Regions from separate parts of the Homo sapiens genome. Here region 1 is linked to region 2. A link is a contact called in ENCODE Hi-C or POLR2A ChIA-PET data. All regions are on one chromosome and are shown on one strand. Each heading gives the region's core, a stretch centred on a gene start or an enhancer-like site at or near the end of the contact. The rest is flanking DNA. Distances are from core to core; before and after follow the strand shown. Region 1 overlaps PIP5K1C (phosphatidylinositol-4-phosphate 5-kinase type 1 gamma). Region 2 holds the start of MKNK2 (MAPK interacting serine/threonine kinase 2).

The links. Hi-C counts contacts between places; a loop is a spot of excess contacts on that map. ChIA-PET counts read pairs that join two places held with the same protein, here RNA polymerase II (POLR2A). Pooled maps may share reads with other maps.
Region 1: a pooled map shows a loop between it and region 2 (2.2-fold over the local background). The contact joins the enhancer-like site here to the promoter of MKNK2 in region 2. A Hi-C loop is called at or near these places in 1 of 37 single-sample maps with no recorded cell type and 2 of 50 pooled maps. POLR2A ChIA-PET finds 5 or more read pairs at or near these places in 2 of 52 experiments (H1 and WTC11).

Annotation. Positions count from the first base shown.
Region 1 is chr19:3,669,791-3,673,454 of GRCh38, forward strand. All of the region lies in intron 1 of PIP5K1C (phosphatidylinositol-4-phosphate 5-kinase type 1 gamma), which reads right to left. Among named protein-coding and RNA genes, the nearest start is that of PIP5K1C, 29 kb to the right of the region's middle. RefSeq lists an enhancer at 2,365-3,040. Within about 2 kb of position 2,032, at least 19 of the 41 ENCODE cell types and tissues checked have a DNase peak (open chromatin) inside an H3K27ac peak, as active enhancers do.
Region 2 is chr19:2,049,166-2,052,493 of GRCh38, forward strand. MKNK2 (MAPK interacting serine/threonine kinase 2) reads right to left here and starts at 2,079. Exons shown (of 14, transcript NM_199054.3): 1 at 1,931-2,079; 2 at 1,636-1,782. The coding sequence starts at 1,686. RefSeq lists enhancers at 331-987, 1,164-1,223 and silencers at 794-983, 1,714-2,253.

The sequences.
Region 1 (3,664 bases), core at 782-3,281, 1.6 Mb after region 2:
CTGCACCCCGGTGACCGCCCTGCCGTCTGAAAACACGTCCACCGCGGGCACTGAAGGCAACTGAATGCGACTTGGTGGAGCAGCCCATAGCTTTGCTCTGCTGCCGGGTCAGAACTGCCGGAGACAAGACGAAGGCACGAGGTGGAAAACTTTGCTGGGGTCAGGAGCCTCGGGGCAGGGGCAGGCCGGGGAGGGGCCTGGGGTCAGGAGCCTCGGGGCAGGCAGCAGGTATGGAGGGGGCTGGGGCCAGAAGCCTCTGCAGGCGGCAGGTGGGGAGGGGACTGCGGTCAGGAACCTGGGGCAGGCGGCAGGTGGGGAGGGGGCTGGGGTCAGGAGCCTCTGCAGGCGGCAGGTGGGGAGGGGGCCGCATTCGAGACGCTGGTGGGCCCCTGCAGTCGTGGTCAGTCCCCACGCCTGCCTGAGGGTGCGGGGTTGGACGGTGTCCCTCCGACATTCACGTCCTTCCAAGAACCTCAGCCTGCAACCGTATTTGGAAAGAGAGTCTTTGCTGATGTCATTGGGTAAGATGAGGTCATGCCGGAGTGGGGTGGGCCCTGGATCCACCGCTGTCCTTATAAGAGAAGCCGCTCAGGGAGGCCAAGATGCCGTGTGGGGTGGAGGCGGGGAGGGCACCACTCCTCCAGGCCCTGAAACGCCAAGGATGCCCGGAGGCACCAGGAGCAGAGGGGTGTGGAGCTTCTCCGAGGTCGGTCGGGAGGGCAGAGCCCTGCCCACTCCTGGACCTCAGGCTCCTGGCCTCCAGAGCTGAGCCAGAACAAACGCCTGTTCAAGGCCTGCTGCTCCAAGCCCCCCAGTCCCGGGGACTTTGTCTGGGCAGCCCAGGACCTCACACGGAGCCCTCCAGTGAGGACCCCAGCCCTGGGTGGGAGGGGGCGTACTTCTCAAGGCAGCAAGAACAGCTGAAGGGTCCTCCCCTCGGGCCACCTGGATGCCCTGCAGGGCTGGGTGGGCAGCGGGTGGGCCCTGGAGGGATCTGGGGGACAGACCCATGGTGCTCACTGCAGGGGCGGGGACGGGGACGGAGGGAGTGGGGTGACTCAGGATTCCGGCTGCCACGGTGAAGGGAAAGACGGGCTGCTTCTCTGTCCTTCCAGAGGACAGGGCCAGTCGCCCCCAGGTCTCTGACAGGCCACAAAGGGCCTGCTCTGGGCCGCGGCGGGGCGGAAGGTGCTGGACGCTGACGTGATGTTTGGGTTGGCGGCCCGGGAGCAGAACAATTCACGGTTTTACGTCCAGGGTGTGGGGGAAGGAAAAGAAGAGAGGGCAGGAAGCCAGCGGTGGGCCGGGGCGGGACGTTCCAGACCTCATCGGGGGCCCGGGCGTCCCCCTGCTCGGCCTGTCTGGGGCCTCCCTGCCCACAGTCCTGACTCTACTCGCGAAACCACCCCTCTGGGGCCCCCCCACACCCACTTGGGTGACTCAGCTGTTTTCCTCAGTGGCCCCGATGCTGAGAGGTCACAGCGCTTGGGTCCACCCCTGCCCGGACTCTCCCAGGCTCCCTACGGCCCCGGGACCCAGTGGATGCAGTGAGGCCCTCCAGACCCAGCTCTGCTGACCTCACCAGGCACCTCGGGGTCACCCGTGTTGGGTGTAGGCCCCCTGCCTCAGTTTCCCTCTGTGGTTCCACGTCTTCACCTGCCCGACTCACCTGAGCTGGCTAACGGGGAGAGGAGAGGAGAGGGGCAGGCGGCTCGGGCCCTGCTGGGAACGTCCCTGCACTGGGGGCCTGTAGGGTTAAGGGACTGGCCGGGGCCGAAGCACTGAGGTGGAGGTGGAGCAGGACGGAGAGGGGAGGCACTCGGTTGGGGGACCCCAGGGAAAATGTGGGGCTCCCAGGGCAGGCAGGAACGGGCAGCAAGGGGAGACCAGAGCCGAGTGTCCTGTGGAGGAGAGGGGACGGGGAGAAAGCACAGCCTTGCTGCCACCGCCTGCCCAGGGGGTGGGGGCAGGTGAGCGCCATCTTCACTCAATCCTCGCTCCCCATGAGGCCCGCTCAGGGCACAGAGCCTGCCGTGACCCCCATAGGGGGCTGTCATGACGGTGAGCTCTGCTCAGCCTGAGACGTGACTAATTATCTGCTGAATGAGCCACCCCGTTTTCGAGGAAATTAGGTTTTAAAAATAGTCGGGGGAGGAAAGGCGAGCCGCGCTGCGGAGCCGGGAGGTGGCCCCTCTGAGCAGTTTCCGCTGGCCAGGCCCGAGGCGGGGGCTCTGCCGCTGGGGCCCCTCTCTCCTGGCCCCATCACAGGACGTGGTGGCGACCCGGGCCTGCGGTGCACGGCTCTGATCGCTGGCTGCACGGTGACCTCATCGGCCACCCCACCTCCCTGTGTGCCCAGGGCTTCTCTCTGAGCCTCAGTCTCTCTCTATAAAGTGCGGCTGAAGCCAGCTCGAGCCCTAGAGGCACTGCCATTCTCCACGGGGCCACATGGCCGCCTCTGCACCCAGCTGTTCCCTGGCCTGCGCCTGGTCTCCGCCCTGGCCCTGCCAGTGCTCCCTGGACACTGTGTCCCACACCAGCCACCTTTGCCACCCCACTGACACCGCCCCATCCTGCAGACCAGCCTGGTCCCTCCTGCTGAGCCTGGGGGCTCCCTCAGGACGGGGCCTGCCCTGGGCTGACAGCATGGGCGTGTTTGTTGACTGACCCATGGACTGACAGATACCCGTTCCTCTTTTCTCTGCACAACAGGCCTCCGCCAGAGCTTCCTCTCCACATCTGTCTGACATGGACACTGAGGCAGGGAATGACTAAACTGGGGGAGGAGGCAGATTGTCAGGCTGGCTCTGCAGTGAGACCCAAAGTAAGAATGGGGACGGAGAGGTCTGGACAGGTGGCCAGAGGGAGGGAGGCATCACAGTGAGAGGAAACAGGGCACATTCTGGGCTCACCGACAGGGCGCCGTGGGGCAGAGGGCCCAGCGAGGCAAGCTCGAGGGTGGGTGGAAGGTGCCTCAGCCCCTGTGGGCACCTGCAGGGCACTGTGACAGCAGGCAGGACAGGAACAGTGGTGGCCTCATCCCTGTAGAACCAAGGTCCAGACCCCCATGGCTGGGAGGAGAAAGCCCCAGCCCTGGAGGCGGTGGGGGCGGGGGGAGAGTGGGCAGGGCCCTGGAAGGCCCAGGATGATGAAGCTGGGGACTGGGGGGCTGGGGACTGGGGGGCCGGGGAGAGCCCACGGCAGGGGAGGGATTCTGCGAAAGGGGGCCCACCCACCCCGCCCCCACCGCAGACAAGGGTCTCCCCAGGCCTCACTGCAACCCTGCAGGGTGAAGACCAGGCCCTGTCACCCCACCAGACCCTGTGTGGCCCCCTCCCTGCCCTCTGCTCCTCCCTCTGCTCCAGCCACACGGGCCCTCGCTGTCCCTCCAGCACGCCAGCGCCACCCTGTGTCATGGCCTTTGCACGAGCGGTGCCTCTGCCTGGCCTGCCAGTCCCAAGATTCCCTCACGGTTTGTTCCTGTTTCACCCCAGACCTGGCTTGAACATCACCCCTCAGAGGCCTCCTCCAGCCAACCTGCACCAAACGATCCCCTCCTCACTGCCCGGCACACGGCACCACCTGATACATGGCTGTTGTCATCCCCACAACAGGGGTCCCAGGCCTGCTCTGTCACCTGCTCACAGACTCTGGCAAAGCTCTG
Region 2 (3,328 bases), core at 829-3,328:
GACTCCGCGGCCTCCTCGCCCGTGTACAGGGGAGCCCCAGGCACACGCGCCTGCAGTCTCAGAGCCTCACTTTCCCATCTGCGAACGGAAAGAAACCCAAGGCACCCACAGACGTGCCTCCCTGCTGGGCTGCTGCCTGCTGGAGGCAAGGAGAGTATTTCAGGAGAGGTGGCCCCAATCCAGGGAGCAGCCGTGCATGGTGGGGGCTGTGGGGGGAGATTCCTAGAGCAACCGGTCCCGGCCACCTGGAGGAACACCTCACAGCCAGGACTGCCTGCCAGGCCCTCCTCCACCAAGACGCCCACCTTCCCAGCTCCCAGCCAGGCTGCCCTGGCCATGCACAGAGGCCGGCCCACAATCCTGGGCAGTGTGGGCGGTCCTGGTCCCACTGTTCTAGGTCTGGCTGTGGGACTCGAGTCAGCAGGCCTTGGCAGGAGGTGGCTGGAACCATCTAGAAAGTTCAAGTGTGCTTTAGCTGCCTGGCTGGCCCCATGCACTGACTCTGTATCAGCTCATGCCTGGCCCTAGGAGGGAGAAGACCACTGTCAGGTCCTCCTCTTTCCCGCCCAGCCCCTGACACTCTGATGGTGCCAGGCCTGCTGCCCTAGGGGAAAACTGGGCAGGGGTGGCAGGGGTGGAGTGCTGCCCTGGGGCACTGGCTGGACAGACCTGGGAATTCTTCCCAGTCTCTCTTTGCTCCTCCCACCCTGGAGCACCGCGTTGTGTGTACACACAAGACAGAGACACACACACACACAAACACACACACATACACTCACACTCTCTCTTCCTCTCTCCAGTCCTGCCTTCCCTACCGGGCAACAGGTCCCTGCCCAAGGAAGCCCAGTGAAGCGATTACATAACCCCGGCCTGAGGGGTGGGGCGGGCCGGCTGACATCACTGCGTCCCCTGGGCCAGGTCCTGCGGGGCCCCTGCCCAGCACCTGCCCTCCCCTTCCCCCCCAAGATTTGCTCATCTGAAACCAGCACTCAACAGCAGTCACCACCCGGGCTGCGCAGAAACTTCCCGCTCCGACAGGAAACAGCACTTGGGCCTGGGGTGTCTGCGAAGTGCAGGGCTGAGGGGACATCCCATCCCCTCCCCCACGGCACAGGCCCCCTGGGGGTGGGTGCACCTGACCAGCCCGGCCTGGGGATTCTGAAAGAAAGTCCCCAGAAGCCACATGGAGGTGGGAATGGGACTGTGGCCCGCTGACCCGTCCCCACCAGGGCACAACCAGCTGGAGCTTGCAGGGGACACCCCCCATAAGCCACATGCAGCGACTGGGACAGGACTGCAGCCTGCTGACCCCCCAGAACATACCCGGCGGGGGCTTGCAGGGGACACACAGCCTGGTGCCCTGACCCGGAGGGGGCTCCTGCTCCCAGCCTCACTTGGGGGTCCTGGAGGAAGGACCCGGCGGCCATGGCTGGAGAGAGGACTGTGGCCTGCTGAACCCCCATCCTCGCACACCGACCCCGCTTCAGCGCACGGCCGGCCCGGGCAGCCCCGGGTGTAGGGCGGGGGCCAGGCACGAGCCCCGGGAGCCGATCTTAGGGGCGGGCCCCGCGCCCCCCACGCCGGCCATTCCGGTGGTCCAGCCCGGAGCGCCCCCAAACCGACCCCGGGCCTCACCTTGAACGAACGGTGGAAACCCTGAAGTTCGGCTGGTTTCTTCTGCACCATCTTCTGTCCGGGCCCCGCCAGCGGGGGAGGGGACCGAGGGCCCGGGGGGAGGCCCGAGGGCGGGCGGCCGGGCGGGGGGCGGCCGAGGAGGGGACCCTGCGGGCGGGAGCAGACAAAGGGAGGGCGGTGAGCGGAGCCCGGCCTGCCAGGAGCGCGGACCGGGCGGGGGCGGCGAGGGCTCCGCGGGGCCCGTTTCCCGCTACCGGGTCGGTGTCCTCGGGGCCGCCCTGGGGTTCGCACTCACCGGGGTCGGGCTTGGGCCGGGGCCGCAGTGCCGCCGCCGCCCCACGTCGCGCAGCCCGGACCCCGCTCCGCGGACCGCGCGGGGAACAGCGCCGCCGCCGCCGCCAGCGCGGACCCCTCTACCTGGGCCACCGCCGCTGAGAGGAGCCGGGCGCGTCGCCGCCGCCGCCACCTTTATAGGCCCGGACCTGCTCTGGCCCCGCCCCCGACGCAGGCTCCGCCCGGCCTCACCCCCTGCGCACGACGTGGGCGGAGCCAGAAGAGGGCGCTCTCCGGGAACCCAGTGCGGCTGCGCGCTCCGGCGGTGGGGCGTGTCCGAAACGGCTAGCGCACGCCTGCGCAGTGCGGCGCACGGGGGTCTCGGTGCGGAACCTAGGCAGCGACCCTGCGGCGCGCCCGGAGCTGGCCTGTTTTTGCCGCCTGAGGCTCGCGGGGCCCGTGGGACCTGCGAGGCCCTGGGCCGTGTCCTACCGCCTGGCCCCACACAGGGCAACTCCCTTGGCCTGTCAACCCAGGCCTAGTATACCCCGACTCCCTTGGTTCATGCCCTCGCTCTAGAACCTGCCATGGCTCCCTCTTGCAGTTCTCCAGTGCTGGCTCCAGCAGTCCCCCTCGTGCACCACCAGCACGCTTGGAGTCCCAGCCACTCCCTTCTAGTGCTGGGGGACCAGCCACCGCCACCTACTTTCTTCTTCCCCTGGGCCACCCTGCCTGGGGAGCACTGAGCTCCCCGAGTTTGCTTTGTGGTTGGCAGGAACCAGAGTAGAGGGTGGGGACCGAGGTCTGTGAAGGACCCTTCCTCTGTCCTCGAATAGCATTTCAGGGAGAACTGGGACCTGAGACCCACTGGGAAAGAGCCCAAGGGGTGGATGGTCGCCAGGACAGGAAGTAAAACACAGTCCCATTTTGGCTGGGGCCCCAAACCAGGCTTAGATAGAATCAGCCTGTCCTGAGCTGCCAGTCCCCCATCCCACAGCATCCTGGTTCAAAGTGCTCCCCAGGCCCCGGGCCTGGGGCACACAAGGAGTGGGGGTTCCCCTGCTGGGTGGACTGTGGTCTCCTCTTCTGCAGGGGTTTCCAGAAGCTTCGCACAGCCCATCCCACCATCCCCCAACCAGGCCCTGAGCTCAAGAGGGGCTGGAGCCCCACTGACCTGAAGCTGGAGGGCCCCTGCCTGCAAGGCCACAGCTCTCAGGCCACAGGGGCTGGGAGGCCTGGCCTCAGCCACCCCCGGGGCATTGGGGGGAAGCCTGTGGGGAATTCCCAGCCAGAACCCAGCCCAGCACCTGGCATTGCCCTGACTCTTGGCAATGGGGGGACAGAAAACCAGGTCCCCCAGCCCCCCTTATTGTGCATGTGGGTGCGTGTGTGTGCGTGTGAACACATACACGCACAAACA